Linked DNA regions of Homo sapiens: region 1 is linked to region 2. Evidence: read pairs that join two places in POLR2A ChIA-PET (ENCODE). Cell type or tissue: CD4-positive, alpha-beta T cell. All regions are shown on one strand. Each heading gives the region's core, and the rest is flanking DNA. Links, peaks and the distances in the headings are about the cores only. Region 1 holds the start of RAB33A (RAB33A, member RAS oncogene family). Region 2 overlaps ELF4 (E74 like ETS transcription factor 4).

What was found. ChIA-PET counts read pairs that join two places held together with the same protein. Peaks named below come from ENCODE experiments on the same cell type or tissue, not always from the same donor. Only the 100,000 strongest peaks of a DNase experiment are listed, where the experiment ranks them.
Region 1: POLR2A ChIA-PET joins it to region 2 with 6 read pairs; 15 of 35 experiments call an interaction of 5 or more read pairs at or near these places.

What each region holds. Positions count from the first base shown.
Region 1 is chrX:130,168,966-130,183,803 of GRCh38, forward strand. RAB33A (RAB33A, member RAS oncogene family) reads left to right here and starts at 2,997. Exons shown (of 2, transcript NM_004794.3): 1 at 2,997-3,355. The coding sequence starts at 3,098. RefSeq lists enhancers at 1,721-1,770, 2,580-3,534, 7,617-7,686 and silencers at 2,151-2,210, 2,381-2,460. In CD4-positive, alpha-beta T cell, for the core only: no CTCF peak of the experiment used is centred there; no DNase peak of the experiment used is centred there.
Region 2 is chrX:130,074,527-130,089,364 of GRCh38, forward strand. It overlaps ELF4 (E74 like ETS transcription factor 4), which reads right to left. Exons shown (of 9, transcript NM_001421.4): 2 at 6,730-7,013; 3 at 55-226. The coding sequence starts at 6,804. Among named protein-coding and RNA genes, the nearest start is that of ELF4, 29 kb to the right of the region's middle. RefSeq lists a silencer at 5,329-5,623 and enhancers at 7,568-7,717, 7,868-8,097, 8,528-8,577, 10,298-10,557, 12,132-12,301. In CD4-positive, alpha-beta T cell, for the core only: a CTCF peak has its summit at 7,801; a DNase peak (open chromatin) is centred at 7,965; H3K4me3 peaks cover 1,401 bases; H3K27ac peaks cover 1,570 bases.

The sequences.
Region 1 (14,838 bases), core at 6,743-9,242, 95 kb after region 2:
GGGAGGCCAAGGCGGGCGGATCACGAGGTCCGGAGATCGAGACCAGCCTGGCTAACACAGTGAAACCCCGTCTCTACTAAAAATACAAAAAAATTAGCCAGGCGTGGTGGCGGGCGCCTGTAGTCCCAGCTACTTGGGAGGCTGAGGCAGGAGAATGGCGTGAACCTGGGAGGCGGAGCTTGCAGTGAGCCGAGATTGTGTCACTGCACTCCAGCCCGGGTGACAGAGCGAGACTCCATCTCAAAAAAAAAAAAAAAAAGTATCAATTCCAAAGTAAGGTAAAAATTATTTATATTTACTTAACATTTTAACAGCCTTGCATTGATTTTTATTGATATTTGTAAAAACCAATAATCATGGATTGATTAAATACAAAGTTAATTATATCTGATGGCAAAAGAGACTGGAAAACACTGTCAAAATCATGATAATCAGGTACCTATGAAAACAACTGCATGTATTTGAAAGTAATTTAATAATGCACAATTAACACAAAGGGCATTGTACAGTACATTTAATTTTTTTACAATAGGTACAATAAGGTAGTTTTCCTGTCCTTTTAATTAAAAATTATATTTTTATCTTTTTTCAAAAGCAATATATACTCATTGAATTAATTCCAAAAAATATAAGTGGAAATCCCCCAAAGTCTCACCCCACAGAAGTAACAGACACCTTTTATTAGGGCAAGAAGCCCATTTTGAGATATCATATTTTCAGAAATCAAAGTTTCTTCCTTACAAAAGTAGACTCAGTGACAAGTTTTTGCTAGAAGCTTACATTGAAATAATCTTATTATGTACATATGTTTTTTTAATATCTCTCAGGAAGTTAGCATTAATTCTAGCTGTGAATTGGCAAAGGGCAAAGCCCCTTTCTACTTTGTGTACAGGATGTACCTAATTAATAGTTACCCCTCTCCACCTTAAAGCTATTCTGTAGATAAAGATCATCAGGGGCATTAACTTCCAATACAGAGGGGAACGATCCAGCAAACTAGGCATCAGACTAATCAAAACCAAAAATACTGTACAATGATGATTGATACATAATACAATGAAAATTGGTATTCATAAGGATGATTTTGGATTAGCCAACTAAGAGGAAATCCTTATCTGGGTAGTTTTAATGCTGAGTAGTATAATGTAGGGTTTTAGAAATGGGCGACCCACATATATGATAAAAGGGTTAGCTGTAAATATATCTGCTAGCTCAGCTAATAAACTTATTAACTGGAAGATGCCATTCTGAGTAACTTGGACGTCCTTGAGTAGTCACATTCCAATTTGCTTTCAGGTATATCACTGATGCACTGAATTGTTTTTCTCTCAGCAGAAATGGATTTGGTCATGTTTGTCTCTTCCTGCAGCTCAACCTCCCAAATAAGATGGCAGCTCAACTGTGCTGTTTGAATCCCTGACCTTGATGGCATTAGCAATAACTCACGAGTCAGTGCTAGTGACATGTGTCAGTGTTACCTTAGCTTATGAAATATGTAGGGGGAGAGGTAAAGTCTTAAAAGAAACAAATGGGTGCACTTTATCGTATGTAAATTGTACCCCCAGTAAAGTCGATTTCAAACAAATTCTGAACCCGCGAATGACTTTAGGGAGAAGGAATACTGGTCTTGACCAAGATGTGTGTGATGATTAGTAAGCTTTGGGCAGCAGCCCCCTAATACTGTAAGGAGGTTGTGTTCATTTATCATCTTCCAAGCATAATCTAGGCTTCTGGCAAATTAGACCCAACCACTTTGTTCTACATTCAGCTGCAGGGGGAGGTGAACCCTCCTAGGGATTCCCAACTCCCTCTGAAACTCCAGCGTTCTGGAGGGACTTATGGTTATATGGAGGGCTTGGGAATGGAAGGCACTGTGGAGCTTATGCCATTGTCCCAAGATCCTCCACCTGGGCCAGTAATGGCTAGCCCCGTAAACAAAGTCCCCTTTTGCTGGAACTGCCACCACTAGCTTCCCCCCCTTCTCCTAGCCTCTGTGTGGCCCTCTCCCGCGGCGGGCCTTCCCCATTGGCCAGCCAAACACAACCGACTGCGGCAGCCAATAGGAGCCGCTCTCCTGAACATTCAGAGGATGGGTGCGCGTGGTGTGATAAGGGGATGTTGGCGCCTGGTACGCGCCCCCCTACATCTGGCAAGTCTGTAACAGAAACAGTTACACCCCCTACACACGCACACGCGTGCCCGCTGGCTCCCTCCTCTCAGCTGTACAGGCCCCGGACAACCCACTGCGTGTCTTGGCAGCGGCCTCCCAGGCTGCCTGGGGCCCGCGAGTGCACCTGCTCACTCATTAAGACAGAGCATCCCTTTATCCCAAGGCGCGGGTCGGGTAGAGGGTGGGGGTAGAGGGGACGGGGTAGCGGGGACCGGGAAGGCGCGGCTCAGCTGCCCGCTGCTCCCGAGGTGAAAGAGGTGCCTCCGCCCCCACCCCATCCCCGCAGAGTTGCGTTGCTCCAGGGAGGCCGAAGTGATCCAGTGATGTCTTAAGGTGCAGCTCTTTGTCCTCCCCAGCTGTGCTCCCTGCCCGCTGACCCCGTGCGCTCGAGCCAGTGGGGGTGGGGAGCCCGAAACCTATAACATAAACGGGGGCAAGGAGAAAGAAGTCTATCCCGGGGTGGCGTGTGCCGCTGTCCCCACCCCGTCTCTTTCCTCCTGAGGCTTCTTCCCTCGGGTCCGTCCCGGGAATGCAGGCAGGGGAGGGTGTGGGCCGAGGCGCGGCGGCGGCTGGAGCAGCGCGGTAGGGTCCTTCGCCAGAGCATCCGGTCCGAGGGCGCACACAGGCAGAAGGCTCGCGGCTCGTCCACTCTCCTCCCTCTCTCCTCCTCTCCCTGGCTTTTGTGTTGGTGCCTCCGAGCTGCAAGGAGGGTGCGCTGGAGGAGGAGGAGGGGGGCCCGGAGTGAGAGGCACCCCCTTCACGCGCGCGCGCGCACACGGTGCCGGCGCACGCACACACGGGCGGACACACACACACGCGCGCACACACACACGCACAGAGCTCGCTCGCCTCGAGCGCACGAACGTGGACGTTCTCTTTGTGTGGAGCCCTCAAGGGGGGTTGGGGCCCCGGTTCGGTCCGGGGGAGATGGCGCAGCCCATCCTGGGCCATGGGAGCCTGCAGCCCGCCTCGGCCGCTGGCCTGGCGTCCCTGGAGCTCGACTCGTCGCTGGACCAGTACGTGCAGATTCGCATCTTCAAAATAATCGTGATTGGGGACTCCAACGTGGGCAAGACCTGCCTGACCTTCCGCTTCTGCGGGGGTACCTTCCCAGACAAGACTGAAGCCACCATCGGCGTGGACTTCAGGGAGAAGACCGTGGAAATCGAGGGCGAGAAGATCAAGGTGATCCAGGGGGTCAGGTCCAGGAAGGGTGGGACCCGGGAGGGGACCTCGCCCGAGGCATAGCTCTAGCGGTTGTCGTCGTCCAGCGTCCAGCGCGTGGCGGTTTCGCCTCTTGCTGAGCCGAGGACCCTCGGCTCCTCCTCACCCCTTTTCACCTCTCTCAGCGGGGCCCCGTCCCCACTTCACTCAGTTTTTTAGGGCGGTTGAGAATGGGGTTGCATTCTTACCCTTAGCCCCTGCCTGACAGGTCCTGCCAGGAAAAGCATGTTGGATTCCCATCCATGACCCCTACCCCGAGCAGCGGCACCTGTGGGCAGAGGGAGGCAGGAGGCATCTGTGGGTCCTAGTCTCTGGGATGGATCCCAAAGCACTTTACACATCCTGATGTCTCTTCTACTGCTTGGGTGCCGATAGGCTGCAAAACCCCACTTTGGCTAAGCCTCAAGGCGTTAGAGGGAAGGAAATGATGGAAATCCATGGAGAATGAAAAAGCTGCTTTATTTTAAATTGCAGTTTATAGTTAAAAAATTAGGGCTGAGTTGAGATGGCGGTGGAGTGGGGTGGTTCTGGCAGAAAGCCATGAGCCCTTTTAAAGAAATTGAGGCAGGGTCCAGCCCTTCGTAATAGACAAAACTTGTTTTTTTGTAACAGCCCCCCTGGAATGATATCTTCTTTACTTGTCTGGGGCATCTAATACATGAACTGCTCCTTATTCATTCTGTTGGTATTGTCTTCAGGTCTTTGTAAAAATGCAGTGACTTAACCGAGGGCCAGGGGAATGTTCAATCCTCCCCCTCCATGAGTTTATGTAATAGGCTAAGTGCAAATATTCTTGTCTGACCATTTGTGCTCACCTTTAATTCAGAAAAGGTAGAAACCTGATATGACAGGAATATGTCAATGTGCAGGGGATGGCGGGAGGGAGGACATAACAAGGGCAACTTCTTGTGTCATGGGGAGCAGAGGGGGGCCTCTATAAAGGCACTGGGATCACTGAAGACAACTCCTCTAGGCTCACAGCTGGCCTTTCCTTGAGCGTATGGTTGGACCTTAGACAGAGTCAGGGGTGACAGTAAGCCTCCTTCTTGCTGGTCAAACTGCCAAAGTGACCACAAGGCCCCTCCTCTGAGTGACGTGGAGAGAAGGGCTGAGTAACTGATGAAACTGATGAAACACTTGAAACTGTGCGAGACTCCTGACTCCTTGATTATTAAAATGAACGTGTTCTAAAAATGGCTTCAGAAACTAGGCCAACTCACTAGATGTCAGGAAGATGGACAGCTCAGTACTGATAAGGGAGAGCCCCAGGGTAGGAAGATAGAACATTATTTTGAAATCGTGATCTTTTTTGCCCCTTGCATTTTGGAAGGGAAGTGCTACATTTCCTTTTAAAGTCAAAGGCGGTATCTGTCTCTGTCCTTTCCTGGGGCTGTTGACATTTGCTTGGTTAAGACTTCCTCTAGTGTGTCTAGCTTCTTTAATGTAAGGCTATAAGATTCTAGAATTTCTAAAACATGACTTTGTAATCCAAAGTAGAAATATCTTTACAGATGGGCTCTTAAACCTCAAAAACCTAATGCTCCCATTTGCTTAAAATCAAGTGCTACAGTGAGCCAAAGAGTTCCCTGGATTTAAAAGGTGGGAAATAAGTCCATCTGAAATTTAGATGGAAAAAATGAAGTGTTTGGGAATCTAAAGAAGGAGGGAGGAAGAAGCTAGAAAGTGAGGGATGACAGATGAACACGAGTGGAAGAGTCACCACCCAGTGGCCTTGAAGGAATTTTTAAACTATTCCTTCTCTTCTAACACCCCAGTACTTAGCCAAACTGGACTTTACAGTCTCTGGCAAAGATTCCAGACTTTTTCCCAGAGGGCAGAGCCTGTGACAGTGTGACTCACTAGAAACAGAGCTCAGCACAACACCACGTGCAGATAAGTGCTTAATACAGGCTTTTTTGGGGAAGATGATATTTTCAAGGGGACAAAGCCTTGTGACACTGCTCATGGAGGAGTCCTCTGAGGGCAGATTCCAAAGGAGCTCAGAGTGGCGTGTGGGAGTGGGGAGATGGTGACCCTGCTTCTTGTAAAGCTGCTGCAATCTCAGGACCATGCTGGCAGGCGAGAGACCAGCATGTCTGTGGGAAGATGGCAGAGCCTGGCGGCTAGCACGTGATCTAGATAAGAGAAGATTTGGCCTCGCACTCTGGCTAGCCTGAAGTTGTTCAAGGAATACATGCCAAAGCCATGCTTGGAGATGACTGCCAAGGGCTTCGTCCTTTGCGAGAGAGAGAAAAGTCCAGTGTGACAGTCCGAGGTCTGGCCTAGACCATGGCCAGCAATAGAAGGCTTTTGGGCTGTAACATACCAGCCCTTGGAGGAGAGTGGTAGAGAGGTCTCAGCCAGCTCTTCTCAGTCTAAGAGCAAGGGTGTGGCCTCTTCTGGGCTGCCTGCCTGTGTCCCGGGGTAGCACATACATGAACCCCTGCTAGGGACAACTGATTTGGTGTAGTTAGAGCCACACTGTAATTAATTATCAAGGCCATCCCTAGGGTATTGAAGCCCCATTTGCTGTCTCCAATCATTATGTTCCCCACCCTCACCCCATCAAAGCATTTACAATTGAGTCCTGATGAACTCAATTGTATGAACATCAAGAAAAGCCTCCAATGAGTAGGCAATAATAATAATAATAATAACAACTATGTATTGAATAAGCAAAGAGCCCAGGCTAGGCACTTTACATGCATTATCTTATTTACTCCTCACAGCAGCTTTATGAAATCAGCAGTATTGTTATCATTCCCATTTTATAGATAAGGAGACTGAGGCTAAGAGAGATGAAATAACCCAGTGGCACATGGATCTGAGCTTCAGCCTTTGACTCTTGAGCCCAAGCACTTCGCCACCTCACTATCCTACCTTTCCTGTTACAGGGCCACGATTTCAACCCAGATTCAGAGACCATGCCCTTTACCACTGCATTTCACTCTACAGGACAATATTCAGTCCCCTAGATTGGGGGAGTTTGACAGGGGGAGATAGAATGCCAGGCAGCCAGTCTTGCTCTTTCTTCTAGGCCAGGGACTTAGGGTTATAGCCCAAGGCCCCCAGGAGCCTTTCAGATGTCTCCTTCAATTTGTATCCAGGACACACAGAACTCAACTGGGTTTACTTTTTTTTTTTTTTTTTTTTTGAGAGGGAGTTTCACTCTTGTTGCCCAAGCTGGAGTGCAATGGCACGATCTCAGCTCACTGCAACCTCGGCCTCCTGGGTTCAAGCAGTTCTCCTGCCTCAGCCTCCTGAGTAGCTGGGATTATAGGCACCTGCCATGATGCCCAGCTAATTTTTATATTTTTAGTAGAGATGGGGTTTCACCATGTTAGCCAGGCTGGTCTCGAACTCCTGACCTCAGGTGATCCACCTGCCTCGACCTCCCAAAGTGCTGGGATTACAGGCGGGAGCCCTGGGTTTACTTTTTGCACCTTGATTATCTCAACTCAGGTGTGAGATGCAGAAAATGTTCAGAGATAAAAGAGATGTTACAGATTCTGTGATCCAGTGTCCTCCTCTTGCAGATAGGAAACTGAGACTCAGAGAGGGAAAGTGACTTGCCCAAGATCACACAGGGCCAGGCCTAGAACTCATGTCTCCTAATTCCCTTTCTGGTGCTCTTTCCACACATCATGCTGCCTGGCACAAAATCCTCTCTCCAGCCTAGCTCCATGGTCCATCCAACCCACAAGGCCACCTATGACAAGAATCCAGAGGGACATCATAAGAGATAGCTGACAGTCTTTCCTGACATCAGCCTAGGAAGGGTGGAGGCATCCCCCAGCCCCCAAAGGAAGAGTGGAGCTTCCCTTAATGACTATGATGTGTCTGTCACCTACAGATGTAGCTAAATTTATTGAGTCTGTCTCCTAAATGCATTGGAAAATGCCGAATAGGGGTGTGTGTGTGTGTGTAGAGAGGGAGGGTATGTAGTAGAGGGGAGGCTAAGAAACTAATTTTTGAATCATTCTTTGTATATTTGCATGGAAGCTTCACTTCTGTCTATAATAGTTTGGTTCCTCCCACAGGCTGGGCACTCCCTGTGCCCCAGCCCTGGGGACAAGACAAACTGCAGGTCAGCTGTGGCTATGGGCAGGTACAGCTCAGGACTGTGAGTTTCTGTTCCTCTACTGATCACTGGGGGAAAAAAAATACCTTCCTGTGTTACATTATCAAGTGGATGGAGGCTGAGCTAAGTGTTCCTTGGAAGCTGCCTGCAGTCAGAATGACATCATTTCTTCCTTAGGGCTTCTGAGCTTCTATCTTCTGCCAGTTAACTTAATGGTTAATTATCCATCAGTGTAAGTTTCTCTGTCTCCCTTGCTGCTTCTTTCTGTGTGTGAGTTTCTCTTTGTCTCTGTCCTCCTTTGCCATTCTCTGTGTCAGCTTTGTGTGTGGATCTTAGATGCAGATGGGACAGTCCAGCTAGTTGAAAACAGGTTTCTTTTAAACTTTTCCCATCATCCACTGGGGCATGCTCCAGAGGTTACAGATGTATTTGTCTCCTTTTTTTGCACTTCTACCCTCCCCCATCGGCCTCCAACAAAAGCACATTCATGCCTCATCTATAGAAAGATGCCAGTTAATGTTTCCTAGGGAAAAGAAATCCCCCTGTCAGCTAAGAGCACATGCAGGGGGTTGGGGGCTTGCTGAAGCTCGCCCAGAAAATAGTTCAAAAGGTTAGATATCTCTTTGGCAGTTCCCCATGCTGTGCCCCTCCATCCTCCTCCAGCACCCCATCAGTTCGGGCCTGCCCCCGGCCACCCATGGCATGTTGCCAGTATTCCTCTCTCCACCCCCTCCCCACTGGATGGCCTTTAGCTCTGTCTCACCTTCGAGAAGCCAAGCTTTCTGTGATTTCCAGGATGAGAGACCAATGGACCCAAGGAACCATACCAACAGGAGAGGGCTTGATGGCCTTTCTGAGACCAGAGCAACAACTAATATTTGCAGAGTGCTTGACATTTTCCAAAAGTCCTTTCTCATGTGTTATTTCACTGGATCATCCCAGCAACCATAGGAGGATCAAGGTCCCATTGCAGAGATGAGAAAAACAAGGCTCAGTTCAGGGAGGTTAAAAGACTTGTCTGGCATTTACTCAGCTTCTGAGCAGAAGAGCTGGGATGCTTGCTGCCTTTCCAACAGTGCTTGCTCAAGTTGTTGCCCATCTAGACTTAATGGTGGAGGTTTCAGGCCATGAAAGAAGGGAGAGTGTATATTAGGCACTGGGTCACATACTTACAAGGACTACTAATCCTCATAGCATCCCTACCTGATTACTATTGTTATCATCACTTTCCAGATGAGGACACTGAAGTCAGAGAAAGTAACTTACCTAAGGACACCTAACTTATCTAAGGACACCTAACAAGTCATGTACTAACATGACTTGGGCCGAGATCTGCACCCAAGTTGATTTGACTCCACTATACCCCATTGGCCATCTGACAGAAACAAGGATCTGGGGTACATGTATGTGGCTGTGGCTAAGAGGCAGTCTTCACCCCCATCCACTGTATGGATATGGTGCCCACAGGAAAGGAGGAAAGGGTGAGAGGAGAGGCAGCTGCGAAAGAGGAAGGAGATGCTTTCACTGCTTGGCAGGGGCCAGGGGTTTATGAAGATGCTGAGAAAGGAACACCTAACTCTCAAACAAAATGAGATCACTGCTAGGTAAGGTGGCTTGCCAGCACTTTGGGAGGCCGAGGCAGGATGATTGCTTGAGCCCAGGAGATCCAGACCAGCCTGGGCAACATAAGGAGGACCCCATCTCTATGAAATAAAAAAAATATGAAAATTAGTTGGGTGTGCTGGTGCGTGCCTGTAGTCCCAGTTACTCCGAAGGCTGAAGAGGGAGGATTGCTTGCGCCTAGGAGGTTGAGGCTGCAGTGAGCCATGATTGCACTGCTGCACTCCAGCCTGGGTGACACAATGAGATCTTGTCTGGAAAAGAGAGAGAGAGAGAGAGAGAAAGAGACCAGGCGTGGTGGCTCACACCTAGAGTCCCAGCACTTTGGGAGGCCCAGGTGGGCAGATCACTTGAGCCTAGGAATTTGAGACCAGCCTGGGCAACATGGGGAAACCCCATCTCTACAAAAAATACAAAAATTAGCCGGGTGTGGTGGTGCATGCCTGTAGTCCCAGCTACTCGGGAGGCCAAGGTGGGAGGATCACCTGAGCCTGGGGAAGTTGAGGCTGCAATGAGCCGAGATCATGCCACTGCACTCCAACCTGGGTGACTGAGCGAGACCATGTCTGATTTTTTAAAATTAATTAATTAATTTATTTATTTATTTTTGAGACAGAGTCTTGCTCTGTCGCCCAGGCTGGAGTGCAGTGGCGCCATCTCGACTCACTGCAAGCTCCGCCTCCCAGGTTCACGCCATTCTCCTGTCTCAGCCTCCCGAGTAGCTGGGACTACAGGCGTCCACCACCACGCCCAGCTAATTTTTTGTATTTTTTAGTAGAGACAGGGTTTCACCGCGTTAGCCAGGATGGTCTCGATCTCCTGACCTTGTGATCCACCTGCCTCGGCCTCCCAAAGTGCTGGGATTACAGGCGTGAGCCACCGCGCCCGGCGATTTTTTTTTTTTTTTTAATGAGATCATTTCATGTGTTTAGGGAGCCTGCCTGCTGTGATCTTCCTTTCTGATGGTTCTGAGGCCACACCACTGGTTCTTCTATTTTCTGCTGCGAGCAGCCTGCTTCCTGGCTCCCCTCTCACGACAGACACGTCTGCAAAGAACTCAGGGTGGGGTTTACAAAGAGCTGGAAGGGAGCAGTGCCTGCAGTTTAAATTCGGAGCCTCCAAATAAAAGCTTCAAGGCTCCCAATAGTGTTGGAAAGACAGAGGAGGTCTCCAGCAGAGAGGGCCCTCCTGGCAGTTCCGGCAATTTGGGCGGCATACGCAATTATGAAGCCAAAGAAAAGCCAAATGGCCAACCTCACTCAGCCTCAAACACCTCACACACTCCCACCCGTGTTCCTGCTAGTGGCAGGTATTTTTAGAGTCCTGAGCTCATGGTGTTAAAGCATCTGCCACATGCCTGAGGGCTGGTAGGGATTCAGACTTCTTCAGAGGCAAAAGGCAAGAGTGAAGACTCCTGGGGGGTGGGGGGAGTGGGGATCAGGAGCCAAGTGGTAATGATATTCCTGGGCTATGCCTGCTGTCTTCCTACTGACCTCCATTCCTCCTGTGGTCTGCTCTCCCTTTCTTCCTGTTCGGAACACCACGGAGAGGTGGAAGAAATGAAAATATTTTCTGTCTCTTGCTTGCAGAAGCAAATCAGTCTTTGAGGACTTATGTTTTTTCTGTGTGATCACAGTCAGACGTTCTCTCTGAAATCCCCTTGGCACATATCTAGGATGCCAGACTGCTTGTAGTTTTAGTGGTTCAGGCCATCACTGCCTTTTGATAATGTGTCTGCTGCTGATAATGATGATGATGACAACCTCAGTGACGAGTGTGGTCTGATGCAGAAAAAGACTGCTTACAGTCTTGCTGGAGAGATGCCAAGAGCACTGACGAGACAATTAGAAAACATAAATCTATTCAAAATGGTATGATGCAGACTCAAAGTGCAACAGAGATTCCTAAGAAAAGAGAATTGAAGGGAAGTTGGCGAAGGTTTGAGGAAGAAGCCTGAGGCGTGAGCTTAACCTTGAAGAATGGGTGAGATTTGGATAGGGCAATGAGGGGGCAGCTGATTCTATAGGGGAGGAGTGGACTAGCATGACCCAAAGTACAGAGGAGGGAATCAACCAGGTGTAGCTGAGTAGTTTGAAACCAGGTTGGGAAGGGTCAAATTATGGCAGACAGAATTCCACATGTGGAATCCATGTGATGCCACATACAGTAGAGGGCTGCAGTCGTTTCCTGAAGAGGTGAATGGCATGCTGATACAAGCAGGGATTGACTAAAGCTAGTCAGAAAGCCAGTATTCAGAGATCGGGCACTGGGGCTCACGCCTGTAATCCCAGCACTTTCAGGGGCTGAGGCAGGTGGATCGGCAGTGATTGGGCCTCCCAACATGCTGGGATTACAGGAGTGAGCCACTATACTCAGACTCCAATTTATTTTTATTTATTTATTTTTTATTTTGAGATGGAGTTTAGCTCTGTTGCCCAGGCTGGAGTGCTGTGGCACCATCTCGGCTCACTGCAAGCTCCGTCTTCCGGGCTCATGCCATTCTCTGGCCTCAGCCTCCCGAGTAGCTGGGACTACAGGCACCTGCCACCACACCCAGCTAATTTTTTTATATTTTTTGGTAGAGACGGGGTTTAACTGTGTTAGCCAGTATGGTCTCGATCTCCTGATCTCGTGATCCGCCCGCCTCAGCCTCCCAAAATGCTGGGATTACAGGCGTGAGCCACTGCGCCCTGGCCTCCAATTTATTTTTAAGTTCACTTTTTTGTTACCTAAGGTCAGGAGTTTGAGACCAGCCTGGCCAACACGGCAAAACCCCATCTCTACTAAAAATACAAAAATTAGCCAGGCGCAGTGGCACACGCCTGTTATCCCAGCTACTTGGGAGGCTGAGGCAGGAGAATCGCTTGAACCTGGGAGGTGGAGGTTGCAGTGAGCTGAGATTGCACCACTGCACTCCAGCCTGGGCAACAGAGCAACAGTCCATCTCAAAAAAAAAAAAAAAAAAAAAAAAAAAGCAAGCAAGCGAGCAGTGTTCAGGAGACCCTGCAATGGAAACATCCACAATCCAAAATACTTTGCTCTAGTCCAGGAGTGAGGAGAGGAGAGGCTGGCCGAGGGCCGAGGGACACAGAAATCAGAATAGAAGAAGGGTTCAATCTGAAGGTCTTGCCAGAGGAACTTGGAAGCTGTGTCAATAGAGGGAGATGACGGGGAGCCTGGACAATGAAAACTGATATTCGGAATGATGACTCTAGGGCCCTGTAAAATCTTCACTCAGCCGACAGATTCAATTATATTTACTAGATTATACTTACTGACTGCTAACTCCAAATAAAGGCTATACTTCGTTTTAAGAGCCATAGCAGTCAATTAGTGGCCATAATCAAATTTTCTTTGATAACTGAGAATTGTATAGGGCCTTGGGACCATCATTCTGAGCATGAATCTCCCTTGTCCAAGACGTTGGATATATAAAGGGAAATAGATTGGGCTGAATGTATATCTCCTGGGAGTTATGTCTTTGCATATGTTACAGATAGCAGCTTTTTCTTCATAATTTGGCCTTTATCCCAAAAGCTGAGATACAGAAGAAAAATCCAGTGAATTAAGTTCCTTTTACATAACCAAAAAGTGAACTTAAAAATAAATTGGAGGCTGGGCATGGTGGCTCACGCCTGTAATCCCAGCACTTTGGGAGGCTCGATCATTTGAGGTCAGGAATTCAAGACTAGCCTGGCCAACATGGTGAAACCCCATCTCTACTAAAAATACAAAAATTAGCTGGGCATGGTGGCGCACGACTGTAATCCCAGCTCCTCAGAAGGCTGAAGTGGTAGAATCTCTTGAACCCAGGATGTGGAGGTTGCAGTGAGCTGAGATCACACCACTGCACTCCAGCCTGGGCGACAGAACAAGACTCTCATCTCAAAATAATAAATAAATAAATAAATAGGGCTTGAAGGTGAGATTTTAATACTAACTTTGTTTTCTTTAAAAAGTTATTCAGGCTAGTGGCTCATGCCTGTAATCCCAGCACATTTTGAGGCCGAGGCAGGAGGATTGCTTGAGGCCAAGAGTTCGAGACTAGCCTAGGCAACATAACAAGATTCTGTCTCTACAAAAAAAAAAAAAAAAAAATATATATATATATATATATATATACACATATATATAACATATATACACACAATATATATAACATATATATGTAATATATATAACATATACACTATATATAACATATATGTAATATATATAACATATATATGCATACTTGTAGAAGAAAATATGGAAAAATATTTAAAAAGAAGAAAATAAATATCACTATAGTCTCATTGCTGATAAATAACCATTAATGTTCTGATGTGTACACTTCCAGTCTGTGCTTTGCATATGTTTATGTTTAACGTTTCTTAAAAAAAACTGGGACCATAGCATATGAAAACTTTTGAGGCTGGGCGTGGTGGCTCATGCCTGTAATCCCAGCTCTTTGGGAAGCCGAGGCAGGCGGATCACCTGAGATCGGGAGTTCAAGACCAGCCTGACCAACATGGAGAAACTCCGTCTCTACTAAAAATATAAAATTAGCCGGGCGTGGTGGCACATGCCTGTAATGCCAGCTACTCAGGAGTCTGAGGTGGGAGAATTGCTTGAACCCAGGTGGCAGAGGTTGCAGTGAGCCGAGATCGTGCCATTTCACTCTAGCCTGGGCAACAGGAACGAAATTCTGTCTCAAAAAAAAAATAAAAGAAAAGAAAAAAGAAAAATTCTGTATTCTGCATTTTCACTTACTTGTATTTTGTGAGCGTTTCTCTTACAATTTAGTCTTTGAAAACATTATTTTTAATGGCTGCATAATATCCCACTGTACGGATATATTTTCATTTTTGTTTATTCTTTTTGAGACGGAGTCTCACTGTGTTGCCCAGGCTGAAGTGCAGTGGCCCGATCTCGGCTTACTGCAACCACCGCCTCCCGGGTTCAAGCAATTCTTGTGTCTCAGCCTCCCGAGTAGCTGGGACTATAGGTACACACCACCAGGCCTGGCTAATTTTTTTTGTATTTCTAGTAGAGATGGGATTTCACCATGTTGGCCAGGCTGGTCTCGAACTCCTGACCTCAGATGATCCACCTGCCTCAGCCTCCCAAAGTGCTGGGATTACAGGCATGAGCCACTGTACCTGACCCCACTGTATAGACATGAACTTTAGCTATTCCTTTTCTGATGAGCATTTAGGTTTTTCCTGTTTTAAAAAAATTCTCAGTGGCTCAAGCCAGTAATCCCAGCACTTTGGGAGGCTGAGGCAGGCGGATCACGAGGTGAGGAGATCGAGACCATCCTGGCTAACACAGTGAAACCCCATCTCTACTAAAAATACAAAAAATTATCCAGGCGTGGTGGCGGGCACCTGTGGTCCCAGCTACTTGGGAGGCTGAGGCAGGAGAATGGCGTGAACCTGGGAGGCGGAGCTTGCAGTGAGCCGAGATGGCGCCACTGCACCCCAGCCTGGGTGACAGAGCGAGACACGGTCTCAAAAAAAAAAATTCTAAATAACACTGTAAGATATTAGTACAGAATTTTGACCACATCCCTATTTCTTTTGTATAGATTTCTGGAAGTGAGATTTCAGGTCCTAAGAGTTATGAACATTTTTGAGGTTCTTGATAATATTGCCAAATTGCTCTCCAGAAAAGTTGACCAATTTACATCCAGTTTTTCAACTAAAAATCTTAAGATTTTTTTCAACTCAAGATTTTCAGTTAACAATCTTAAGAAAAACTT
Region 2 (14,838 bases), core at 6,544-9,043:
AAAGACACAGCCCCTTTTTCTACCACACCTTCTCTGCCCAGGAAGGGAACAGACCTGTCAGCAAAAAACTGCCTTCCAGGATCTGATCCTGCGTCATGCACAAGGTCCCGTCTGTTATGATGCCATTGTGAACGTCGTCCAACTCCAGTCCCGAGTACAGATGCAGTAAATCAGGGTAGGGTACCTGCTCCACGATCACAGCTGGGAACACAGAGGGGTCTTCCAGCTATGGAGAAGACAGGGATGTGATTCAAGACCCACCCAGCTCTTCCAGCAAACCCTCCCTACCAGAATCTGGCCCTCTGTGCAAGTCCTTATTCTTGGGTTCATCAGGGACTGTCCTTTGTATAGGATGATATAACTCTGGGTCCAGCCTCATTAGGTGATGCTTTGAGTGGGTTCTTGATGAATAGATGGGTTAGCTCTGCACCACCAGCCCTTTAAGCATTTTTTTTTTTTTGAGATAGAGCCTCGCTCTGTCGCCCAGGCTAGAGTGCAGTGGCATGATCTCAGCTCACTGCAACCTCCGCCTCCCGGGTTCAAGCGATTCTCCTACCTCAGCTTCCCCAGTAGTTGGGATTACAGGTGTGTGCCACCATGCCTGGCTAATTTTTATAGTTTTTGTAGAGACAAGGTTTCATCATGTTGGCCAGGCTGGTCTCGAACTCCTGACCTCAGGTGATCCACCTGCCTCAGCCTCCCAAAGTGCTGGGATTACAGGCGTGAGCCACCATGCCCAGCCAAGGGCAAGCTTTTTTTTTTTTTTTTGAGACGGAGTCTCACTCTGTCGCCCAGGCTGGAGGGCAGTGGCGCAATCTTGGCTCACTGCAAACTCCGCCTCCTGGGTTCACGCCATTCTCCTGCCTCAGCCTCCCGAGTAGCTGGGACTACAGGCACCCGCCACCACACCTGTCTAATTTTTTGTATTTTTAGTAGAGATGGAGTTTCACCGTGTTAGCCAGGATGGTCTCGATCTCCTGACCTCGTGATCCACCCACCTCGGCCTCCCAAAGTGCTGGGATTACAGGCGTGAGCCACTGCACCCGGCCAGGCAAGTATTTTTAACTGGTTGTAGTTATGGTTTAACCCGTGGCCAGGTTAGGGCTCAGTCTATGAGGATTAGATTCATTCTAAGGCCATTGGGAATAGACCAGCTGATGGCAAGGGCAAGGGGCTCAACCTATAGTCGGGGGACAAGAGGGATTCAGTCTAGAGTCAGGGCTGGGGACCTAGTTCGCAGCCAGAGTTAGGGGCTCAGACATCTTCGGGCTCCGTCTGTGGCAATGATAGTGGGAATGAAGACAGAACAGAGGCATTATAGAAGTAGAAATGTCAGGACTCAGTCACTGCCTGGATGGGGGAGAGGGGTTCAATTTCCAGCTTCATTCAACAGGGACATGGAGATACTGCTCATGCCAAGGGAGGGCCCAGGAGGAGGAAGAGCAGGCTGTGGACCAAGATAAGGGCTACAATGTCTGGATGTGGTGAGCTTGAGGTACCTTTGGGACATCTGAAATAGAGACGCCTATCAGGGAGTCAAAAATAAGTGTCTAACAGTTCAAAAGGGAGCTGGTGGTCGTTCAATCCCTTGGAGTAGATAAGAAAATTGAGATGAGAATTCAACCCCTAGAGAACAGAAGTGTTTTGAAATTAAGCAAAGCGAAATTAAAAAGCAGTATGACTGCATGTGTTTTTTTTAAAAAAACTCCATATAGAGGCTGCATGTGGTGGCTCATGCCTGTAATGCCAGCACTTTGGGAGGCTGAGGCAGGTGCATCGCTTGAGCCTAGGAGTTCACACACCAGCCTGGGCAACACAGCAAGACCCTATCTCTATTTAAAAAAAAATTAAAAAGAAAAAACCTCTATAAATAAATAAATATGCCAGGATGTTAATCATAGTTTTCTTTTCTTTTCTTTTTCTGAGACAGAGTCTGGCTCTGTCACCCAGGCTGGAGTGCAGTGGCACGATCTTGGCTTACTGCAACCTCCACCTCCCAGGTTCAAGCAATTCTACTGCCTCACCTTCCCGAGTAGCTGGGATTACCGGCGCCTGCCACCATACCTGGCTAATTTTTGTATTTTAGTAGAGATGGGGTTTCACCATGTAGGCCAGGCTGGTCTCGAACTCCTGACCTCAAGTGATCCACCCACCTTGGCCTCCCAAAGTGCTGAGATTACAGACGTAAGCCACTGTGCCTGGCCATAGTTTTATTTTCATTATGGAGTTTTGAATGATTTTTTTCCCCCTTTCTACTTTTTTGTATTTTCCAAATTTTCTTTCATGGGAATGTTAATTCTTTTTGTTGTTATTGTTTAGTCTCAAGATCTGTTTTGTGGATGATAATTCTTTTTTTTTCCCATGCAAAAAGAATGAGAATGATCCTCTCTGTGTAGTGTTCCTGAGGGATCCAGAGAAACAAAAATGGATAAAAGACCTTTGGATTTGGCCATGGTCAGTCACCCTGGCTAGATCAGTTTCAGAGCAGTGCTAGGGTCCCAGGCCAAGTTGCAATGGATCTCAGTGAGGACAGACTGAGGTAAGCAGTTGGGTATAGTGATTAAGGTCCCAGCATCTAGAGCTGTCCATGATGATATCCACTAGTCACGGGTGACTATTTAAATTTAGAGGTAAATAAAAACTTTGGAGAGCTTAAAAATTTATTTCTTCAATTGCACTAGCCACATTTCAAGTGCTCTATAGCCACGTGTGACTAGTGGCCCCATACTGGACAGCACAAACATAGAACATTTCCAGCATTCCAGAGAATTTTTTTTTTTTTTTTTGAGATGGAGTTTTGCTCTTCTTGCCCAGGCTGGAGTACAATGGCACAATCTCAGCTCACTGCAACCTTCACCTCCTGGGCTCAAGCAATTCTCCCGTCTCAGCCTCCTGAGTAGCTGGGATTACAGGCATAGGCCACCGCCGCTGGCTAATTTTTGTATTTTTAGTAGAGACAGGGTTTCACCATGTTGGCCAGGATGGTCTCAAATTCCTGACCTCGTGATCCGCCTGCGTTGGCCTCCCAAAGTGCTGGGATTACAGGCGTGAGCCACCGCACCTGGCCTCATTCCAGAGAATTCTGTTGGATTGTGCTGATCTAGAGCCAGAGTGCCTGGGCTTGAGACCAAACTCTGCTGCTCACTAGCATTGTGACCTTGGGCAAGTTACCTAACCTTTCTGTGGATCAGTTTCCCCATTTATAAAATGAGAGTGATCACATGATTGACCCCCTAGGATTGTTAAAACAGATCAATACACATAAAGCACTCAGAGCAGGGCCTGGCGTAGACTAAGCTCTCATTAAGTGTTAGGTATCAGAGGTTTCTAGGAGACTGGTAATGTTTTATTTCTTAATTTGGGTGGTGAGGGCCTGGGTGTTCATTTAATACATGTCTACATCTAAATATGATTTATGCACCCTTTTGCATGTATTATGTATTTCAAAATAAAAGTAGCTTCCTAAAAGGAGTGAAAGGGGCTGGGTGCGGTGCCTCACACCTGTTGTTTTTCTTTTTCTTTTCTTTTTTTTTTTTGGAGACAGAGTTTTGCCTCTTGTTGCCCAGGGTGGAGTGCAATGGCTCGATCTCGGCTCACTGCAACCTCCACTACCGGGTTCAAGTGATTCTCCTGCCTCAGCCTCCCGAGTAGCTGGGATTACAAGCATGTGCCACCACGCCCAGCTAATTTTGTATTTTTAGTAGAGACAGGTTTACTCCATGTTGGTCAGGCTGGTCTCGAACTGCTGAACTCAGGTGATCTGCCTGTCTCGGCCTCCCGAAGTGCTGGGATTACAGGTGTGAGCCACCAGCCTGACCGGCTCACACCTATTGTAATCCCAGCACTTCTTGGGAGGCGTGAGAGCAGAAGGATTGCTTGAGCTCAGGAGTCTGAGACCAACCTGGGCAACATTGTGAGACCCCCATCTCTACAAAAAATACAAAAATTAGGCCGGGCATGGTGGCTTACGCCTGTAATCCCAACACTTTGGGAGGCCAAGGCGGACAGATCACTTGAGGTCAGGAGTTTGAGACCAGCCTGACCAACATGGTGAAACCCCCTCTCTACTAAAAATACAAAATTAGCCAGGCATGGTGATGCACGCCTGTAATCCCAGCTACTTGGGAGGCTGAGGCAGGAGAATCGCTTAAACCCAGGAGATGGAGATTGCAGTGAGCCGAGATCGTGCCATTGCACTCTAGCCTGAGCAACAAGAGCAAAACTCTCTCTCTCTCTACACACACACACACACACACACACACACACACACACACACACACAATTAGCCAGGCGCAGTGGCATGTGCCTGTTGCCCCAGCTACTTGGGAGGCTGAAGTGGGAAGATCACCTGAGCCTGGGGAGGTCGAGGCTGCAGTGAGCCATGATTGTGCCACTGCACTCCATCCTGGGTGACAGAGTGAGACCCTGTCAAAAAAAGAAAGAAGGAAAGAAAAAAGAGTGAAAGGCAGGTAATAAAGTAAAAACAGAGTGTGGAGACTACCCTGGGGGGAAGAAAGGAACTAAAAAGGTATAAAAAGATGCAATTTTGAAGGTGGGGGCAGAAGGGAGGGAAGGTTTTCTTTTAGGGTTGGGACACCTGAAGATGTTCAAAGTTGAGGAAAGAAATCTGAGGTCTAAAAGATACAAGAGGCCAGGCGCGGTGGCTCACGTCTGTAATCCCAGCACTTTGGGAGGGCGAGGCGGGTGGATCACCTGCGGTCAGGAGTTCGAGACCAGCCTGCCCAACATGGTGAAACCCTGTATCTACTGAAAATACAAAAATTAGCTGGGCTTGGTGATGCGTGCCTATAATCTCAGCTACTCCAGAGGCTGAGGCACAAGAATCGCTTGAACCCAGGAGGCAGAGGTGGCAGCGAACCCAGATTGTGCTACTGTGCTGGAACCTGGGTGACAAGAGCGAAACTCCATCTCAAAAAATAAAAATAAAAAATAAAAGATACAAGAGAGAGGAAGTGATGGATGGTTTGAGGTCTTAAGGGATGCAGGAGAGAACAGATTAAGTACAGAGGTTGGGAGTCACCCTTGCAAGGAAAAGTAACATTTCTTTCTCCTGGGCCAGTGGGAAGGAAACAAGAACAGGAGATGTTACAGATAAAAAGAGAGAAGGGAGGGAAATTGAGGGCGTCCTGGGCTTTGAGCTTCTCTGTGGATTGGAGGAGAGGCTGTCCGCTGAGGGTGGAGGGATAGGTTGGAAGGTAAGAACTGCTTCTGTGAAAAACAGCCTCTATGAAGAAAAGAAACAGTTGCTGAGTGGACTAGAAACAAATGGAAAATGACAAGTAGCATTGAGAACTCATGTATGGTAGATTTTTCTTCCTTTCTCCTTGTCTGATGCCTTCCACGAGGCTAGGCACACCACATATGTTCAATAAAATTGAGCTGCTTTAAGGCAAGGAGGTAGACGGAAAGTTCAAAGTGCTCAAAGGCCACTAGGGGGCAGGCTTTGGTAGGCAGCTAGAGATTGGACAGTTTTCCATCCTCACAGGATTTAGAATAGAGAGCATCTGAGTTAGACTGGAATGCCCTTTGGAGATAATCCAGTTGGATCGCCTCTTGGTGAAGATGGGGAAACAGCAGTCAGATAGGATAGGGGTCCAGGCGTGGTGGCTCACGCCTGTAATCCTAGCAGTTTGGGATGCCAAGGTGGGTGGATCACTTGAGGCCAGGAGTTGGAGACCAGCCTGGCCAACATGGTGAAACCCGGTCTCTACTAATAATACACAAAAATTAGCCGGGGATGGTGGCAAGTGCCTATAATCCTAGCTACTTGGGAGGCTGAGGCAGGAGAATGGCTTGAACATGGGAGGCAGAGGTTGCAGTGAGCTGAGAACACGCCACTGGACTCCAGCCTGGGCGACAGAGTGAGACTTCGTTTCAAAAAAAAAAAAAAAAAAATAGGGTAAGGGACAGGACTTGCTCAGGTGACATTGTGGCCAAACTGGGATCGGAACCCAGGGCTCCTGACTCCTAATCTTCCATTCTTTCTACTGTGCCTGGATGCCTCTTCTCTCTCCATTTTATGGAAGAAGGAGAATGGAGGGTAGTGATGAGTCTGCCAGGACACCGTTCAATGGGTACATACATCTAAGTGCACAGAAAACGTGCCAGTGTAGGGAAGGTATGGAGCAGTGGGGACCTCAGTGAGCACCAGAATCCTGTCCTATTTTCCAACTTCCTCCCACCAAAAGACCTCATTTCCAGCTTGTCCTGAATCCTCAGGCTGGGGCCAAAAAGACGACTCTGAAAATGTCAGGGCCTGGACACCAGTCTACAGTTCAGCTGGCAGTGCTCATTCTTGCTATGTGGCTGTCCCCACAGCTTTCTCACTGTGACACTTTGAGAGAAGAGAAGTGGCCGAAAAATGCATCTGATGGTCAGTGTACCCCTTATGCGTTTGGTCCATGTTGCTGACTAACCAACAGCCCAGCTGATGTACTTAGCAGATGTTTGGCTGGCTCAATGATTGCATGTGGGCAACCAGCTCCCTAAATGACTGCCCGGTGACTCCAGACCAGCCTCATGAGTGACTGGCTGGCACGCAGGCTGGCTGGCAAGCAGGGCCAGTGCCCTGAGCATAGTAGGTGCTTGATGGATATTTGCTGATTGGCTAGCTGTGCAGCCAGCTGGCTCCCTGGCTGTCTGCCTGGCTGTCTGTGTCTATCTGATTGTCCACAGGGGCTAACTGTGCTCTGTTCTCTGGGGCCATACCTGGTGGATATCATCATCCATCCCGTTGCTTGCGAACTCAAAGATCAGGTCACTGGGCTGTAGGGTAATAGCCATGCTGTCTTTTCAGAGAGCTGACAACGGGATTATCAGAGCCCTCCAGAGCTGTGGGGCTTTCTTGATGAAGGGACAATACCCAGGTACTTTGGAGCCTAGAGCCTACCCCCTGAGCTGCAGTAAAATAGGGGGTGGAGAGAGCTGGAGTAGGTGGTGGCCTAAGCCAGGCTCAAGGCTGCATTCTGGGCTGGACCAACCACAGGAGCGACCTAGAGAGAAGGGAGAGATGGGGACAGTGAGTAAGTCACCTTCCTTGAGCTCTGTTGCCAGAACTGCCTATGAACCAGAGGGACCCTGCCATGCTAAGGCAGACTGCCAATAGAGGAGTGGCCGAAACGGGAGGATGATGAGAGAAGAAAAGCGACAGAGAAGAAAGAGGTCAGGGAAAGAAAGAAGGAGAGAGGAAGTCAACTGAATGGCCTCCAGTGGGAAGTGGCTGAGTGTTGGTGCCCGTCTGGGTCACCAGCATCGGCATCTCGCACTAGTCCCAAAGATATGCAGCCTCCCTCCCTGCCTCCTCCCCTTCCCCTGGAGAAACTGCCAGATGGAGGAACTTTGCGCTCTCTCCACCCTGAAGACTAATCCCCAGGGGGAGTCAGGGCGCCTGGCCTGGCCTCGTGGACGAGGCAGCAGCATGGAGAATCCCTGTAACTCCCTTGGCTTGGGGAAGAATCGTGTGAGGGGCTGAGTGGGGGCCTGTGGGTATCTGTATACCCACTCTGTAGTGCTCTTCTGACTCTGCCTGGCTCCAGGTGAAGTCAGCCTAATCTTACCTTGGGAGTGGGGGCCAGTTAGCTTTGAGGGGCCACATCTACAGAGGAAGAAGTGGGGGTGGTCACACCCATGCCTGCCTCGCTGTGGGGGTTGTATTGTGTGAGGACCAGCAGTGGCCTTACCCTGCTCTCAGGGATGGGACTCTCAGATGGAGCCAAGCCTCCAGAGAGCCTGGAGACTGGGGGACAGGTGGGCCACATACCCTGTTTTCGTCAGCACCCCCCTCTCACCACTACCGCCGCCACCCACCAGAGAGCGTGGCCTCTGTGCTGTGTGTGGGTTTGTGTTCTTGGTTTAGCTTTGCTTTCAGTTTCAAGAGTGAACTGTCACCCTGGGAACTGGTGAGGAGAGCCCCGACTGGAGGAGGGGCAGGCGGAACCTTCCCCATCCTCTGGGGCTGGCTCAGGCCCCTTTTCCAGGAAATCTTCTGTGTCTGCCGCAGCCCAAACACACCTCCTCTCGCCCCACGTGCCCTCAGCGCTCACGGTGTCACATGGCGTCCGGGCCTGCATTTGTTCCCCCTGTCGCCACTCCTCAGGGCTGTCAGTGCCCGGGCGCCTCATCTGCGTGTTGTGGGTGGTCACACCCAGGCCTGCCTCCCACAGCCCCAGCCCTCCCACCTCCCTCCTCGCCAGCCAGCTCTGCTCCTCCACCCCATCACTGGAGCTTCTCCACTTCCAGGCGCCACGTCTTTGGTCCCCTGGGCTCGGTTCTGAGTGTGTGGATGTGCGTGTGGGTGTGTCCATGCACCATAGCAGAAGCCACACACTGCACTCCACCTCCTTGACACTCCCTTGGCAGTGCCGGGGTGGGCAAACCTTATCCTGGCCCGGAAAGAAATGAGGAACTTCAGAGAGGGGCAAAGGGGAGGAAAGGGAGGGGGACCACGGTGACCTCCCTGATGACCGCTCTCCCCCACAGGAGACACCCAGGCCTCTCCTACTTCCTTTCCGTTAGCCCACAGGGCTGGCCGTGCCTTTGCCCCACCCCCACCCTCACCCTCACCCCCACACCTTTCCACCCACCCCAACAAAAAGTCGGGAGAAGTCGCTCAACTCAACCTCTCAGGTCTGAATTTCCCTTTGGACGAGTGAGAGGCTGAGTACTGGGAGGAGGCGCCTGGGAAACTGCAGCCCTTGCCCCAGGTTCACTCCTCCCACCACCACCCCACCCCCACCAGACCCTGCCTGCGACCCATTCTCCACTGGTCTGTGAAGCCTCCCAAGGCCATTTATGCTTGGAAGGTCTGTCCCCCCTGCCCCCCCAGCCTAAGCGCCCCAAGGCTTGCATTCCACAGCAGCTCCCGCCCTCCCACAGGCCTTCTGCCTGCCCCCAGGAAACATTCTCATACTAATCAAATTAAAGGTGATCACTTTCACCTAATCCCACTTTGTCTAAACATGAAACTCCTGTGTGTGTCCCTTCCCCCAAGGTCACTCGCTGTAGCCCTTCCCTTCGGGCTTGCTCATCTCTTCTTTCCAGATCAGGATTTCATGTTTGCGAGTTCACTGCTGGTGCTGTCTGCCTGGGCTACTTTTATGTACCTTCCTTACCTCCCCCATAAGACAGGGGCTTCCTTGAGGGCAGCAACAACTGTGTTGGACATTGATGAAACCTTAGCACCTTGCATCATGTATGGCATGTAACAGACACTCAATTTGTGTTTGTGGAATGAATGAAGGGATGAATGGGTGGATGGGTGGGTGGGTGGATGGCTGGATGGATGGCTGGATGGATGGATGGATGGATGGATGGATGGATGGATGGATAGATTGGTGGTATGGGTCAGTCAGCATCTGTGAGGTGTGTTTTCTGGGCAACGTTTATCTGTATACGGTGGATGCGGGTAGGTGTCACGTACTCTGCCTTACACGAGAATGAGCAAAATGTGCATACCTTCTGGGGTGACCTCTGTATGTTTTTGCATTGTCATTTACCCAGGTGCGCTATTTGCGTTGGTTGTGGGTGTGCAAGCGCACTGTAGGTATATGTGTGTGCAGGGTGTGTGCATGTGTCCCAAGCGTGGAGACGTGTGCACGAGAGCCTCTGTGTGTCAAAGGGCTGCCCTGGTCTGGCCAGCAAAGCCGCAAGCTCAGTTGTCAGTTCCTCCTCCGGGCCAGCCTCAGCTGCCTTCGTGAGAATGACAAACCTGAGCTAATGCTGGCTGGAAGTGGCTGTGCTGAAGATGGGGGTGGGGTTCTCAGGAAGAGAATGCCAGGCCCAGCTAGATATGTGGCCCATGGGTCCCGGGGATGAGACCCCCAAAGTCCATGTGCCAGGGAGCTGGTGGGGGAGGGAGGCAGCCAGGGCCCTGCACTGCATTGAATGGAATCCTTGGTCACCAATGCAGAGAGGTTTGAAATCAAAGAGAGACGATTCCCAGGGCATTCTTTTCTGTGTCCACATATTGAGGTAGCAAAATCCAGGACTTGGTGGGTGCAGGCTTTGCTGCCTCGGGATTGTGAGGTATTGTGAAGCTATACCCAGCACCCGAGGCTCATCCTGGTGATCGTCTACCCTGAGCCTGAAGCTAAGGTCTTGAAGGGGTGGAGGGGGAGGAAGTAGCTGTCCTACTCTTTTGGCCAAGGCTGAGAAACCATCCGCCCTAACCGTCCAGTCCAGAAAGTTTCCCCCTCCCCCTTGAGATGTTTGAGGATTTGAAAGTGAGAGGTGGAGAGAGGCTCATTTGCATGTTCACTCACTCTCCCCAGCAGAGGAGTGAACCCCCCCTTCAGTCCTTCAAAATAACCTCCTTCTCCCAGGAACCCGAAACCAAAGATGCCACCATCATAGGAGGTGCGCCCTGTGGGCCAGGGAGGCCCCCACCAGGGGCTCCCTTCTCCAGTGGGCCCTTTGGCTGGGACGCAGCTTCAGTAGCCTAGAGCCCTGGATGCTGCCTCCCCAGCAAGTAGACAAATCAGGGAGCACACACGGACACTTGGCTCGGGGAATTGAGGAGCCTGTGAACCCTTAGTAACTGGTGGTGAATTCCCCTACCCTGCCCCATGCTTGCACAGCTCACAGCTTGCTCCAGTCACAGTCCCCTCGCAGGGTGGCAAGAGCTCCACTCCCTTCACACCCTTTGAGGCCCTACAGGGTCTCTGACTCCCAGCGCCTGTCTTACTTGGGCCAAAAGCAAAGCCTTTGCGAGAAAGTATGTGCCCCTGGGTGCCCTCTGAGTGTATGGACCTTAAGAGGGAGTGTGCAGGCAAAGGCGCCGACCTCCTGGCCTGCAAATACACACCTCTGTGGCTCTGACTGCATTTCAAAACCGAAGCAAAATAGAAGTGGTTTGGGCTGCTCCTGTGTCACAACTCGGCCCCCTTTAGATGCACAGACCCTTCCTGGGGCTGTCACTGAAACATACCAAGCAGTGTCCAGCAACCACTCATCTGGGCCTCCCTTACAGGAAATAGCCCCAATGTGAAAGCCACGTCCACAGTCTCCGTGGAGTGAGTTTAAATCTACACCCTTTCAGCTGAGCCAATGGCTCTCACAGAATTGCTGGTAACACCCGTGGCATTTTCGCACATGCCAGGAAACATGGAGGCCAGATGGTCAGCTGGGCCACAAAGCACAATTCTCCTTCTCCGGTTCCTTGTCCCCTTGGAGCCAGCTCTCACTCCTGAAATACCTCATCCTCCATGAAACCTTTCTGGAATTCTCTGGAAAGGAAGTGACAATTTCCTTCATGCCATTTCCCACTCCCTCAACACCCCTCCCCCACAACCACAAGCAAAATGGAAACTACCCCAGGAACAGCTGTACCCTCGACTGAAAAACAGCCCGTCCTCAGGCGAATAGTCATCAAGCAGGGAACTGCCTGCTGTACCATGTGACCAGTGGCGTGGATTTAAGAGACAGAAGGCCAGAGTCAGGACTATATCCAGTCTGTAGTCCTGAACAGAGCAGAATTCACCCATCCACAGGACTTGAACCCCAAACCTCAGTCCAGTTATGGCTGGACTCCAATGAGTGAGCTAACCCTCCTACTTAAGCAAATGCCCAGTGAAGGGGCCCTAGTCACCGCTATTTTGTCAGCTCTTTCTCCTATTCCTTTCTTTCTACCAGCCACTCCATTTGAGATGAAACCAGGAAGAGGGAGGGAAAAAAGAAAGGTTTTGCAAGCTCTGTTGGTTGGGGTTTCTCTGTGCTTATTTACAAGAAACCCAGTTTCCTTCCTTGCTCCTCTGTCACCACCTGATTCCAGCATAGGGTTTCTCCCAACTCTGATGGTGAGGTGGGCCCAGGGTTCTTCCCCAGTTACAGCCCCCGCTCTCACACCCTGCTCAGCTCGCCTCTTCCCCTACCTTCTTTGCAGGCCTTGATCTGTCCCAGAGGAGGAGTGATTAGATGGCAGGTCCCAGGCAAAGAGATGCTTTTTCCTCTTTCTCCAGGGGACCCACAGCCCACCCACAGTGTAGACTGCCTAGGGCCGGGGAGGAGGAGGGAGGCGTTCTGGCTGCATCCTAGCAAGATGTGTGACCATGGAAAAGTCGGCCATCTTTCTGGGCTGTGGTTTCTGTCATCCTTCGAGCAGGTGAGGGTTGTGAGTAATCCAGGCTTAGCAGGTGCTCACCAGGGAGTCTCGGGTGAATAAAGATGGCAGTGGAAAAGCACTTTGAAAATTAAAAAGCGTTCATCCAGATGATGAGTTTCAGGTGACCTCCCAGAGAGCAACAGGGGCTGTGGGCCCCATTAAGCTCCAGACGGTGGACCCCACTGGCTCCAGAATACACAGGGTGGGGCTGGAGGGTTCCAGTTGTTGGGTGGCAAGGGGCTGACTCCTTGCCTGGGCTGGGGACCTGGCAGGGAGGGAGGAGCAGGCTGCTGCGGCTGGTGCAGCGCACTGGATCCCCTGTCCTCACCCCGCCCCAGCACTTTGGGTTGTGGTTATGTGGCAAGAAAGAGCACTACACTACAGAAGCCCCATAGGGGAGGAAGAGGAGGGGGAGGGTTAGTGACAAAGAGAACCTATTTCCCCAGCTGCTCTGAGAAGGCCAAAAGAGCACCCCCTGGAAGTGCCTGCGGCCACCACATCACCATCTCTAGTGCTTCATGCACGAAGCACAGGACAGTGGCACTAAGCCAATGACGGGAGAACCCACTGCAGGAAAAGGGAGAAACCCAAGTGTGGGGCAGCCACTAAACCCCAGTATAACGGTCTGCCAGCTCCAGCCTAGGAGAGCCCCCAGAAGCCCCTGCAGATCCTAAGATCATCGGCTTTCCAGCTAGAAGCCCCAGCTCTGCCTTGGGGTTGAGGCAGGTCACTTTCCTCTTTTGTAAAACAGGGATCTCCTATTTAGCTCAAGGGGTTGTTGCAAAAGGCCAATGAGCTAATGTAGGCAAAAGCTCTCTGTTAGCCCGAAACGTGTTTTTCTTTTTTTATTTTTTGAGACGGAGTCTCACTCTGTCACCCGGGCTGGAGTGCAGTGGCGCGATCTCGGCTCACTGCAACCTCCGCCTCCAGGGTGTGCCTCAGCCTCCTGAGTAGCTGGGATTATAGGTGTGTGCCACCACGCCCGGCTATTTTTTTTATTTTTAATAGAGATGGGGTTTCACCATGTTAGCCAGGCTGGTCTTGAAATCCTGACCTCAAGTGATCCACCCGCCTCAGCCTCCCGAAGTGCTGGGATTACAGGCGTGAGCCACCGCGCCTGGCCAGTGTGTTTTCCAATTCCCTGGTCTGATTCGTTACTCTGGGGCTGTGGTAGTTCATTAAACATTTAGCATGTCTTTACCTAGATATAGAGGAAGAAAGGGAAATGGAGGTGGCGGGATGAAATGAAGGCTGAGGGGACAAAAGCAACAAATATAAAATGTATGGTAGAGAGAAGAAACCAGTTTGATTAGAGGGAGAGAGGAACATTGCTTGGGAAGCTGGATAAGTGGATCCCTGGAACTGTGGAATGAGAACTTAATATGGAAAGCGACTGTGAGTTACTGTAGATTCTTGAGCAAGGGAGGGGCATAACAAGCAGCCCTTTAGGAAGGGCAGTTTGGTCTGGGTATAAGAGTGGGTCTGAGGCAGGAGAATCACTTGAACTCAGGAGGCGGAGGTTGCAGTGAGCTGAGATCGCGCCACTGCACTCCAGCCTGGGCGACAAGAGTGAACACTCCATCTCAAAAAAATAAATAAATAAATAAAATAAGAGTGGGTCTGTGAGTGGAGGAGATGGAGGGAGACCAGGTAGGGTAGCTGGAACCAGGAGGTGAATCCCAGAGCCACCCCAAAGTAAAGAAATTGATGGACTATGGGGAGATACAGTAGCTGTAGAGACCCCAAGATGTGCAGGGTGTTCTCGCTAAGAATGTTAAAAGATATTGCCGGGTGCGGTGGCTCATGCCTATAATCCCAGCACTTTGGGAGGCCAAGGAGGGTGGATCACCTGAGGTCAAGAGTTTGAGATCAGCCTGGCCAACACAGCAAAAGCCCGTCTCTACTATAAATACAAAAATTAGCCGGAGTGTGGCGGCGTGCACCTGTAATCCCAGCTATTCGGGAGACTGAGGCAAGAGAATCGCTTGAACCTGGGAGGGGGAGGTTGCAGTAAGCTGAGATCGCGCCACTGCACTCCAGCCTGGGTGACAGAGCGAGACTCCATCTCAAAAAAACAAACACTGACTAGAGACTAATTAAATTCATTAGTGGGTTTTTTAGAAGCTGGGATAATCTATGTTGGTACCCACAGGATATTAAGTCAGATAACTTTTATTGAAGGGACAGTGTTCTTTGTCAAGGTCCCTGCCAGCCCAGTGTGTGTCCTAGAAACTAACGTGAAGCCTCCTTGCTCAGATCTGGAACTTTCCTGGGCAGCAGGGGCCATGGTGTGGTTGCTGCCTGCTTGGCACTGGCTGCCCCTCCCAAATGCGCCCTTCTGCCACTGGCCAATCCCCAGGCCAGCAAAAGCAAAGGACAGTACTTCAGGCACAAGAGCAGTACTCCAGCATCCCTTTCACAGAAGGGAGGGGTGCCAGAAAGGATGAGGTGGGAAGACAGCCTACCAGGGCCTGGCCAGACAGGGAGGGCAGCCTCGGCTCCAGAAGTCATCGAGAGCTCCTGGGGTTCCTCCTTCTCTCTCACCGGCACGATTAAAACCTCTCCTCAAGTTAGAAGGCCAGGTGCGGTGGTACACACCTGTAATCCCAGCACTTTGGGAGGCCGAGGCAGGTGGATTGCTTGAGCTCAGGAGTTCGAGACCAGCCTGGGCAACATGGCAAAACCCTGTCTCTACTAAAAAAAAAAATACAAAAATTAGC